2 separate regions of the Homo sapiens genome follow, and region 1 is linked to region 2. The links are chromatin contacts, found by Hi-C or POLR2A ChIA-PET in ENCODE. All regions are on one chromosome and are shown on one strand. Each heading gives the region's core, a stretch centred on a gene start or an enhancer-like site at or near the end of the contact. The rest is flanking DNA. Distances are from core to core; before and after follow the strand shown.

Region 1 (4,766 bases), core at 1,296-3,795, 610 kb before region 2:
GCTTTCATGTCTCTTCCTTACGCCAAATATGTTAATTACATCTCTTGTTATTTTCAGTGCTTTCAACATGCTGTTTCCTATCTGACACAGATGTAGAAAACAGGTAATCTAGAATTGTGACAAGGATTAGACTGAATAGGCTCTGATTATGAGTCTGAGGGATTCCCTCTGGGATAAGTTAATGAGCTTTAGCACATGGACTTTGTGACATTTATTTTGGTTGCAGAGGCCTCTTTTTGTTTCCTTCCTTATTCTCAACTTTTACTGAGCAGAAATGTAGGGGTATGGACTTGAAAACAAACAGATTTGGTTTTGAGTCCTTGCTCTGTCATCTTATTGATTTTTTTTTAAAGAATAAATCACTGTTAAAAAAATTCTCTAAATGAGGATAGGAATGTATTGATCACAGTATGACATAATATAAGATGATATCTTTAAAGCACTCAATAAGTTATAAATATTATTATCTTTTTAATATATAAAGAGGCTTATCAACATCAAACTCTTAAATTGCTGTTTGGTGACATCTGAGAGTAGGAAAAATAAAAAGAGTTTAGACAATAAAACACAAAAATTAGTCTCGCGAGCTGAAAAAAAAAATCCCTGCAGTATAGAGCTACCTAGAGACAGACTGTACTTCATAGATAAGATATATAATGCTTATTAGACAGAGCAAGGGAGGAAAAATTGAGAATAAGTATTGGATTGGTTGGAAGTGGTAGTGGTAGGAATGGTGATAGGGAGAAAGTACTCCAGGAAAGTTAGATAAGAAAAACTTTCACATTCCTGGCGAGCAAATTGATGTCAGAAGTTTTATCATCAAGAAAAAAAAGTCCTGTAGAGGGGCTTAAACACAACATAGCTCAGGGTTCTCAAATTTGATCACCACCAAGACTTTCTTTTATTACCTTTCCCTCCATCTACTCCGTTGAATAAACTGGTTTACCAAGAGAGCTGATCTATCAGTGAATTAATAGGTAATGTGCATGGGAGAACAGAATTTGGAGGGGGAAAGATTTTTTCTCCTTTTGCTCTCCAGATAATAAAGGCAGGATGAGTTTGGGGCAGCAGAGACTATAAGATAGAGAGGTTAAGAGGAGGTTTAGCTCTCAGTTTCACCAAGGTTTATGGGCTTTCTCTGATCCTTACCTAGAGACACCATTATTTTTCCTTATGTGCTGAATTGAGTTTAGCTTAAGTGCAGTAAAACTATAGGGTTCACTAGCTCAAGGGTCTTTAGGCATTGGAAAGTCAGGGAGACAACTTCATGGGATTGGCAGGCAATCCCCAGAAAGTACCTGGAGCTGTGGTAATGGTATTTATGATGGATTTGCAAACAGCAGAAACCATCTAAAAGCGAGGAGGGGAAGAATACAATTTTACTGTTTTGTGGGCATTTGTGTAACTCCCCAGGGATTGTCAGAGGTGGCTATGTGAAATATAATTAAGGAGGTAGCTGATAATTGTACAGATAAGCGTGATAAATCAGATAAATTTTGGCTTAAATCATGATGTATGGTCATTCAAATCCACAGACGGGTAAGAGCTCAAGGTTTTTGAATTATGTAAATAATTTATTTTTTCAAATATGTTAATCTAGGACAAAAGTAATTACAATTATGCAATTATAATTAAGTTCTTTAGAAATATGTTATTTTAGTTAGCATACACATTACGATTCACGCATGGGTCTCTTGTAGGGCATAGACCTTTCTATTCCATTCTAGAATAGCTGTGTGTTAAAGAAGATAACTCAGAGGCATGAGTGGATTGTACAGCAGTCAGCTATGCTTGTAGCCTATTTTGCCCATCTCATCTCTAAAGATAAAATACTTCAGTTTTTTTGGGTGGAATTGGTGAAGAGACAGATGTCTCAGGCTTGTGGCAGAATGTCACCTTGGCAATTAATGGGGAAAGCAAAGACCCACGGCTTACTTACTACTAATTAAGAAGTCACAGTACAGACCTAAGGAGAAGAAAGATCTAGCATGGTGGCAGGCTGGAGCAGACAGGGTGGAGGTTGTAGCAACTAGCTGATGGGGCATTTATGGGCTTAGTTGTGTGAACAAATGTGAACTTGAAAGAGTCAGTCCTTCAGAATGGATCCCAAGTGGCTATTTAAAATAGACCAAGGAGCTATGTGCTGACTAAAGTTCACACACATACTCTGAGATGCACAAAAAGCCACACTTTTTTAACTTTGGGACTTTCAGAGCTCACCTGAACCAACCAGTCACAGCTTGGCTCTATCAATCAATCAGAACTCAGCTGTGTCAGCCAATCAGCAATAAGGAAGTTTGAATCCTTTGTTTACATAAAAGGACCTGCTCGGGAAGCTGGGCTGAAGCTTTTGCTATAAAACCCACACTCTTTCTTTGTTCTCTGGAACCACCTTTGTTTTACACCTAAGGCTGTGTCTCACCAGTTAGCAAACTGTTCACTGGAATAAAGTCTCTTTCCTTCAAATTCCTTTTCAGAGAACTTTTGTTCACAGTTGGCAGGAGGGAGAGTGGAGGGGAACTACCTCTAGGGCCTACCAAGAGTTTCAGAGACAGGTCATCCAGACCTTTCCAGCAGAGGGCAGTCACAGCTTGGTTTTTCTCATGCAACCCGTGGCTTCATTCCTTGGGTTTCACTGCCCTGGCAAGGCTAACTCCAGGTTCCAACGCTTAGGGTAGGGCAGTTCACTCTCTTTTTCTTTAATCCATGGATACGGAAAAGGCTTTTACTGAGGTCTCAAATTCCAGAGAAGACCTTGGCGATATTGTAACTACATTTTTTTTTCATACAGGGTACAGAAATGAAGATGTATCTACGTAGATTTTCTTTTTGCTTCCCTGCTCTCAAGTTTGATCAACGATCATGTTGGAACGTGTCTGTTCAGAATTTAATATGATTTAGACAAAGGCTTGAAGTTATGGTTGCTTAATTGAAAGTTTCTTGCAAAAGAGAAAAAATACAGACGTTTGAAGGTGGAAAACTAAGAGATTTAAGAAATATATGAGGAAACTCCTTTTCCCCTCCACCAGCTTGAGGAACTTCAAACACCTAGAAGGCATTTATTATTCAAATAATTATTTTGTTAGTGATTACTGATAATTTATTAAAGTCCATAGTCCAGAAATCTGTTAATTAACTTTATATTTAAAAATTAAAATGGAATGTTATGCCATTCTTACCAACAGCCAGGTTTTAGATAACGATGTGGTATAAATGATTTCAATTAATTACTGTTTCCTTCTCTTATTTAAATTTAGGATTCAATATTTATTTTTGCCAAATTATTAAAAAAATTTTTCCGTTTCATTAGGGAAGTTAGTTTAAGAGACTTAACCTCGCAATAAACTTCCAATTAGACAGTTTATTACAAAGTCTTACGTAGTGCATTCTTAATTTAAATATTATTCATTTCTAGCTGAACTTTCACGAATGATGTAAAGTTATTAATTACTGATACTACAGCTGAGTAAAGTAAGTCTTTGGTTCCAACTGAACCAGGAGAGAAAGGTCATTATATGTCTAAGAACTGGGCCCGCCTTACCTTTGGAGGAAGGGTACGACAGAGCACAGATTTTATGTTCTAAAGATGGCGGCACCAATATGGTTATCAAACTCACATGATTTCCTTACAAGGCGATTGACACACTTCTCAGTGGGGTTTGTTTTCTCCCCTTGAATCTAGGCAGGGCTTGTAACTGCCTTGACTAATGGAGTATCTCAGAAAGGATGCTATACAATTTCTAGTGCTAGTTCATAAATGGGATGTAGTTTCTGCCTGTCTCTACTGGAGGGACGTATAGGAATGGTGTGCCAGGTGCAGGCGACATCAAGGAGTGGTGTTGATGGCTACAAACGCTAACACTTTAAAGGTGTCAGCTTATATTATAGGCAGCGTGTGGGCTTAGAAGATTTTAATATTACTCCTATTCATGTTAGGGGGATAGAAACCCTCTGAAATCTATAGGTTGAATAGTCAAATTGTGAAAAGAGGATTTCTCTCTGGCTCTTTTAAATTAAACTGGGATAATTTTGGTTTTGAAGACTCTTCAATATCCCAAGAGTATAGTAGAGACTAAAAAAGAAAACCCAGGCCACCATAACCTTGCCTGTTTCCATGACTAAGACATGCACTAAACACAGATAAGCATTATGAACAGAACTGTACAACTTTTGACCATGTAGGACAAGGTTGGAAAAATAAATGTGTTGTCTCTCAAGAACTTGAAAGGATGCATTAGATAGATTTAGACCAATGGCATAATTTCTTATTCATTCCTGTTGCTTCTTTAATGTTCATCAATAACCAGGCAAGACGTGGACAGTGAGGAGCCCTGTTGTCTGAACAGGGCTGCTAATGAATTGGTATCTGCTGTCACAAGAGTGCAATCACTAAATTGCATCTGCCTCAAATACTGACATACCAAATTCCTGATGGCTATGTGAGAACACTCCTTCTACACTGTAGTTCCTAGTATGGGGGTGTGAGGATACTGAGCACTTCAAGGCAAACCAAGTTAGAGGGCACCCAAGGTGAGCACGTGAGAAGTAGATTCCTGTTTTAGACCAATTTTGTGTTGATTCACATGACTTTTTCACTGAAGAATATAATGTGATTTATTGTTTTTGTATTAGGAAACATTGAACACTGGTAGGCCATTTTTTTTTCTGAACTGATATTTGGCATTCTTTGTTATATATATGTTCCATAGATCACAAACACAACAGGTAAAAACAAAAGGAAACAGTGGGCCTTATATGTTTTGTAG
Region 2 (5,036 bases), core at 2,044-4,543:
TGGTCATTTTTTATCTTAAATTCTGTGTGTAAGTTCAACTCTCAATTAGAACTCAGAATGTAACCAATAAAAAATTTATAGAATGTGCTATGTGTTAAATGCCATGAGAGACATTGAAAATGATTTCAATGAACAGTTAAAAGGTAACTAAGTCAAAGAAACTTGTGCTTGCAGAACTTGGAAATCTGAGGACAAACGGAAAGATATTGATAAACTGCATGTCACTGATTCAGTATTCCAAATTCCATCTAAAAAGGTATAATTCACACTTCATAAAATATTTAAAATTAACTCATCAATTTTTTCCTCTTGTAACACCCTATTTCAATGACTTTCTGAAAATATGTTTTAAGGTAGAAAAAAAGTAATTTAATTGAAGATTTGTGGGAAGATTAAGTCAACATAAGAAAAGTCTAAATAATGAGGCAGTGGCACATGCCTATAATCCTGGCTACTCAGGAGGCTGAGGTGGGGGCATGACTTGAGCCCAGGAATTCAAGGATGCAGTGAGCTATGATAGCATCACTGCAGTCCAGCCTGGGCGACAGAGCAAGGCCCTGACTCTAAAAACTGAAAATAAAAAACTGAAAAAAAAATGTGTTGTGAACTTTGATGAGATGCATTCATATAAATCATCCCAAGTATAAAATTTCCCCCACTGATCTATGTTGAAGAGATAGTGTAGCTTTCTTTCACTTTGCAGACATAGACGGAGCACATGTTTCAGCTAGGCAACTCAATGTGGTCATCCTCCACCTGACTGTTCATCCTGTGACTCTTACTGCTATAGTTGCCACCAGAGAATGTGAAAAAGCTCAGAGGAGAAAGAAGAGAGGAAGAATGGGCAATGTGTCTGTGTTGAGTGTGTGTGTCTATGCCTGTGGATGAGAGTGTGTGTCTATTCTTTTCCAAGGAATTCAAAGTGGTTTGTAAAATAACACTCAATTGAATACAGTTCAAGTTACAGAAAAGAGAGTCAGAGTTTGGGTGTATACCCCAAGGTGGAACTTTAGGAACAAGTAGGTAATAAGCATCAATTTCTTTATTCTTTTAGTATGTGTGTCATTTGATGGATGAACTATACAAATGTTTCTGAGAGATTAGTAGCAGCCCTCAAGCACTTTTCTCTGTCCTCAGTGTTCACAGAGACCAAATGATCACATGAAGTAACTCTATCAAAGACTAATCTGTTCTTTCCATTTTAGGGCCACAAATAGGTCTCTTTATACACATCACAGGGGCATATCAAAGTCATATTTTAAAAATCAGAATGGATTAAAATTGACAAACATTTTTCATGATGGTAAAAGAAATCACAGATCCATCAATGATTTTGATTCTTAAGAATATTCTTGATTATTTTTTAAAAGACTATGAGTTTTTAAAACTGTTCTCTGAAATAGAATTATGTAGGTACAGAAACATTCATTTTTAAAAAGTCATAAATATTAGGGCAAAATTAAAAATCTGGAAAAGCAAACAGTCGCATTTTTTACTATTAGCTCAAATACACACGTTCACATTCACCTACCTACACATACCTCTGACTCAGTCCACCTTTTTGACAAGCAATGATGCAAAAATGAATCAAGAGAGAGAACTACCAGCATTTAGAGTATTGATTATCCTAACCCATCACTCATGAACAAGCACCAAACTGACATTTGGGGTTTACCTACCTACATAGAGAACACCCTCTTTTGTCTTTCCTGCTGCTTCTGCCACACCCTGTTTGGTTTTCTCAGCAGCAGCCACAACTCCCTCCTTGGCCTTTGAAAGTCCTTTCATGAATACATCCATGGCTAATGAATTCCTTTACACCACACTGGAAAACATAAAATACACTTTGAATGAGAACTTTCGGGGAAAAATAAACAAAAAACACTGAAAAATCATGAGAAACCCTCCAAAGTGTGAGACTCTTTTAAGTGTACACTCATTTAACCATTGGACAAAGCAGACATTTTTAGCTCTGGCATTAAAAATTTAGCATCTCCCATCCATCTTGGCTAGTAAAAGTCTAGCCACCTAACCACGGATTAGGATGAATCCTCTGAGTTGTTATTACTGCATTTCAGAAGTGGAGTTGCATGAAAAGATTAACCCCTTTTTTAAATTCCCGGGGTCTAAAGGGTAACAGTATGAGTTAGAAGCATGGAAGCTGGAGGCTTAGGGTCAGGGGTATCCTTAACATGAATCCCAGAAGAAGGCTAACAGGTTGATGGTGGAAAGGCGTAGGCAACAGAACTAACTGCTCACTCGGGGTGTGGTTCAAACTCAGGCAAACAGCAGGCCCAAGTGTGATGGTTCTAATCCATCCAACATCCACCCCCGCCCTCAGCTATCTACCCTGAGCAGGCGCCGCTCACACTCGCGGGCCGTCTCCAACCCCGCGCCAGCCACCCGAGGGGGCGTTCTCAGCCTCCACCCTAGCGGACCCCGCGCCAGCACTTGTTAACCCGTTACCACCTGTTGACTTGGCCTCCTTGCACTTCCATTTCATTATTTGCCAAACGCAGCTTGCTTACTTTACAGAGAAAAACCAAGAGAGCGGGCAGACAGATTTTATGTGAGAGAAAAGTTGGATGCTCACGCTCCATGGAGCATCCTCGCGTTTCCCGGGGAAAAGCGGATCCCGGAGAAGCAGCCTAATCTCTCAGCCCTTGTGGAGAAGGGAATATCAGAAGCAGGACGAAAGCCAGGTCAAGTCTCTTTCCTTAGGCTCCCCAAAGGGACAAGTACTCACCTCCCAGAGACCTGGCCCAGCGGGTCCTCATGGCAGCACCACCCCCTCCCGGTGCCCACGACCATTCGTCTCCCATCCGGCGTTCTCCAGGATTTCCAAAGACGCCCGTTTAGATCCACAGGTACTTACCTGAGTCCCTCTGCTTCTCCACAACTCCGACTCCTCCCCGCCTCTCTCTTTTTTTAAAAAAAAAATTTAAACAATTCCCAAATAATATTTAATAGGAAAGAAGAAGGAAAAGGAGCGCACAGGAAGGGCGGAGGCGGCACCCGGGGGGGACTGTCCCCAGAGGAGGCCGCTGTGAGCCGGCGACGCGAGGCTGGGGGAGTGGGAGGCAAACCCGCTAACCTGTCGTCGAATGGCCACTCCCAGTTCTCCGCTCACGAGGGTGGAAAGGCAGAAGGCTTGAAGGCAAGGCGTGAGGGAGCGCCCAGGACGCTCTCGGAGGGGCCGGGCCGGGGTCTGCGCTGCAGCCCGCACGCACCTCACTTCCGCGTCGCGGCGCTCGGTCGCTCGCCCCCTCTCTTGGGCCCCTTCTGGTCGTCGCCGTCCTCCTCCTCCTAGTCCTCCTCCTTCTCCTTCTCCTCGGCTCTCCGCCCCCACCGCTGATTTGTCAGCGCTTCTGCCCGCCCCTCTCCCGGCGCTCGCTGCTTTCCCTGCAGCGTGCTCCTCGTCCCTATCTCGGATGGGGATGGGGCAGGGGGCGCGGGGTGAGCCATCAACTCCAGCCGCCTGCCTGGCCGCGCAAGGCGGGAAAGTGGGGGCGCTTTTGCGCCTCACGTTAAGTTTAGGGTCACGAGCACTCTTGTGGAGATCGGGAGCGGTTGGGCTAGGGATGATGCCTCTTCCTCTTTCCCCTTCCCCTCCCTTCTTGTCCCCGCCTTTCCTCTGGGTCCTCCCGGGGACCACCCCCTACCCCTCGTCAGAGTCGCCCTGGGAGAGCCGAGGGCCTGAGGGTCGACCACCAAGGGCAGAGCCTATCCCTTGGGGAGCTGCTGGAGGAGACAGGCAGCGCCGGGAGGTGGCTCACACCGCACCGCCGAGAGCGCTTTGCCCTCGCATCGCTGAAATTTAATCACGGTCACAGGTTACAACGTTAGGGGTCGCTTTAGTTCAAATATCTTCAAGGTTTTCGTTTGCTCTTAATCTAGGAAGAGCCGGAAAGGGTCCTGAGGGTGAAAGGGAGACTACTAAGGAAGAGTCACAGGTTGAGGAGGCAGGAGAAGGCTCAGCAAATCCTCTTTCCACGCCACTATCACCATTTTCCTTTCCACCAATCAGCGCCTGCCAGACGCTGATTTTCCCATCAGTGGAACAAGGAATAAATATTCCCCAGCCGTCTAAAACAAGCGGTCCTAAGGCTTTTCGCTCTAGAAATGGGACTTACTTTGCAGACCTCCCTTTATCTGGGAGACAAATCCAGCGTGATTTAGCCTACCGGACCATCATATCCAATTTCTTCTTCAGCCCCTTCTGAAAGGGAGATGCTACACACCACTCACCTTTCTGACTTCTGATTCTCGTTGCCCTCAGAATTGACACCCCCTTTTCTCTCCCCCCACCCACCACACGCACATGCACACAGACATACACACGCGAACTTCAAGACAATTTTTGCATCGCTTAACACATTTTCACCTCTTTCAGAGCTGGAAGACAGCTGTTCCTGGATCACACCAGAATGGAGAAGCAAGCTCCTCCCACTAGCAGAAAGCCTTTGCTTTCTGTGCCTGGATTCGGAAGATTAGTTAAGCACTGGAAGAGGAGGGGGGAAACAACAACTCGTTTTTGCTGTATGTTTTTTTTTTAATTGTTTTTATATTTATAGAAAGTTATGCTTTGTCTGATTCTTGCGCTAATTTGGGTTCTGAAATTTGAGTAAAATCAAATTTAAACATACAAAACAACTTTAAAACCACAAGGAACAGGAAGCAAATGATTATACATAAAAGACATATAGAAGATAATGCATATGTGTTCAGTGGAAAATAGAAAAGCATGAAAGTAAGATCACAAATATTTATTATTTAAACTCTTCCTTGAACTATTGGTCTGCCCTTTGGAAAAGCAGACTTTCCTTAATGCAGTAGCTCATATTAATATTTTTTGTTTGCTTAGGACCAGAGCAAGAAGGTTGGACTTGGGAGCTAGTTTGCTGTCTGGCTTTGAGACCTTGAACAAGTTTTGTTCTCCTTCTGTTTCCAGTTTTCTTTTTTGTAAATTAGGAGATTAACTCATGTGATCACTCTATTTTCAACTTTTTGTTATGGGAAATATTCAAACATATGCA

Evidence for each region. Hi-C counts contacts between places; a loop is a spot of excess contacts on that map. ChIA-PET counts read pairs that join two places held with the same protein, here RNA polymerase II (POLR2A). Pooled maps may share reads with other maps.
Region 1: a pooled map shows a loop between it and region 2 (7-fold over the local background). The contact joins the enhancer-like site here to the promoter of SNCA in region 2. A Hi-C loop is called at or near these places in 6 of 50 pooled maps. POLR2A ChIA-PET finds 5 or more read pairs at or near these places in 2 of 52 experiments (HEK293T and naive thymus-derived CD4-positive, alpha-beta T cell).

What each region holds. Positions count from the first base shown.
Region 1 is chr4:89,224,571-89,229,336 of GRCh38, forward strand. No RefSeq gene overlaps it. Among named protein-coding and RNA genes, the nearest start is that of GPRIN3, 81 kb to the right of the region's middle. Within about 2 kb of position 2,546, at least 2 of the 41 ENCODE cell types and tissues checked have a DNase peak (open chromatin) inside an H3K27ac peak, as active enhancers do.
Region 2 is chr4:89,833,868-89,838,903 of GRCh38, forward strand. It overlaps SNCA (synuclein alpha), which reads right to left and starts at 3,294. Exons shown (of 6, transcript NM_000345.4): 1 at 3,095-3,294; 2 at 1,680-1,825. The coding sequence starts at 1,800. It overlaps SNCA-AS1 (SNCA antisense RNA 1), which reads left to right and starts at 2,534. Exons shown (of 4, transcript NR_045481.1): 1 at 2,534-2,867; 2 at 4,394-4,539.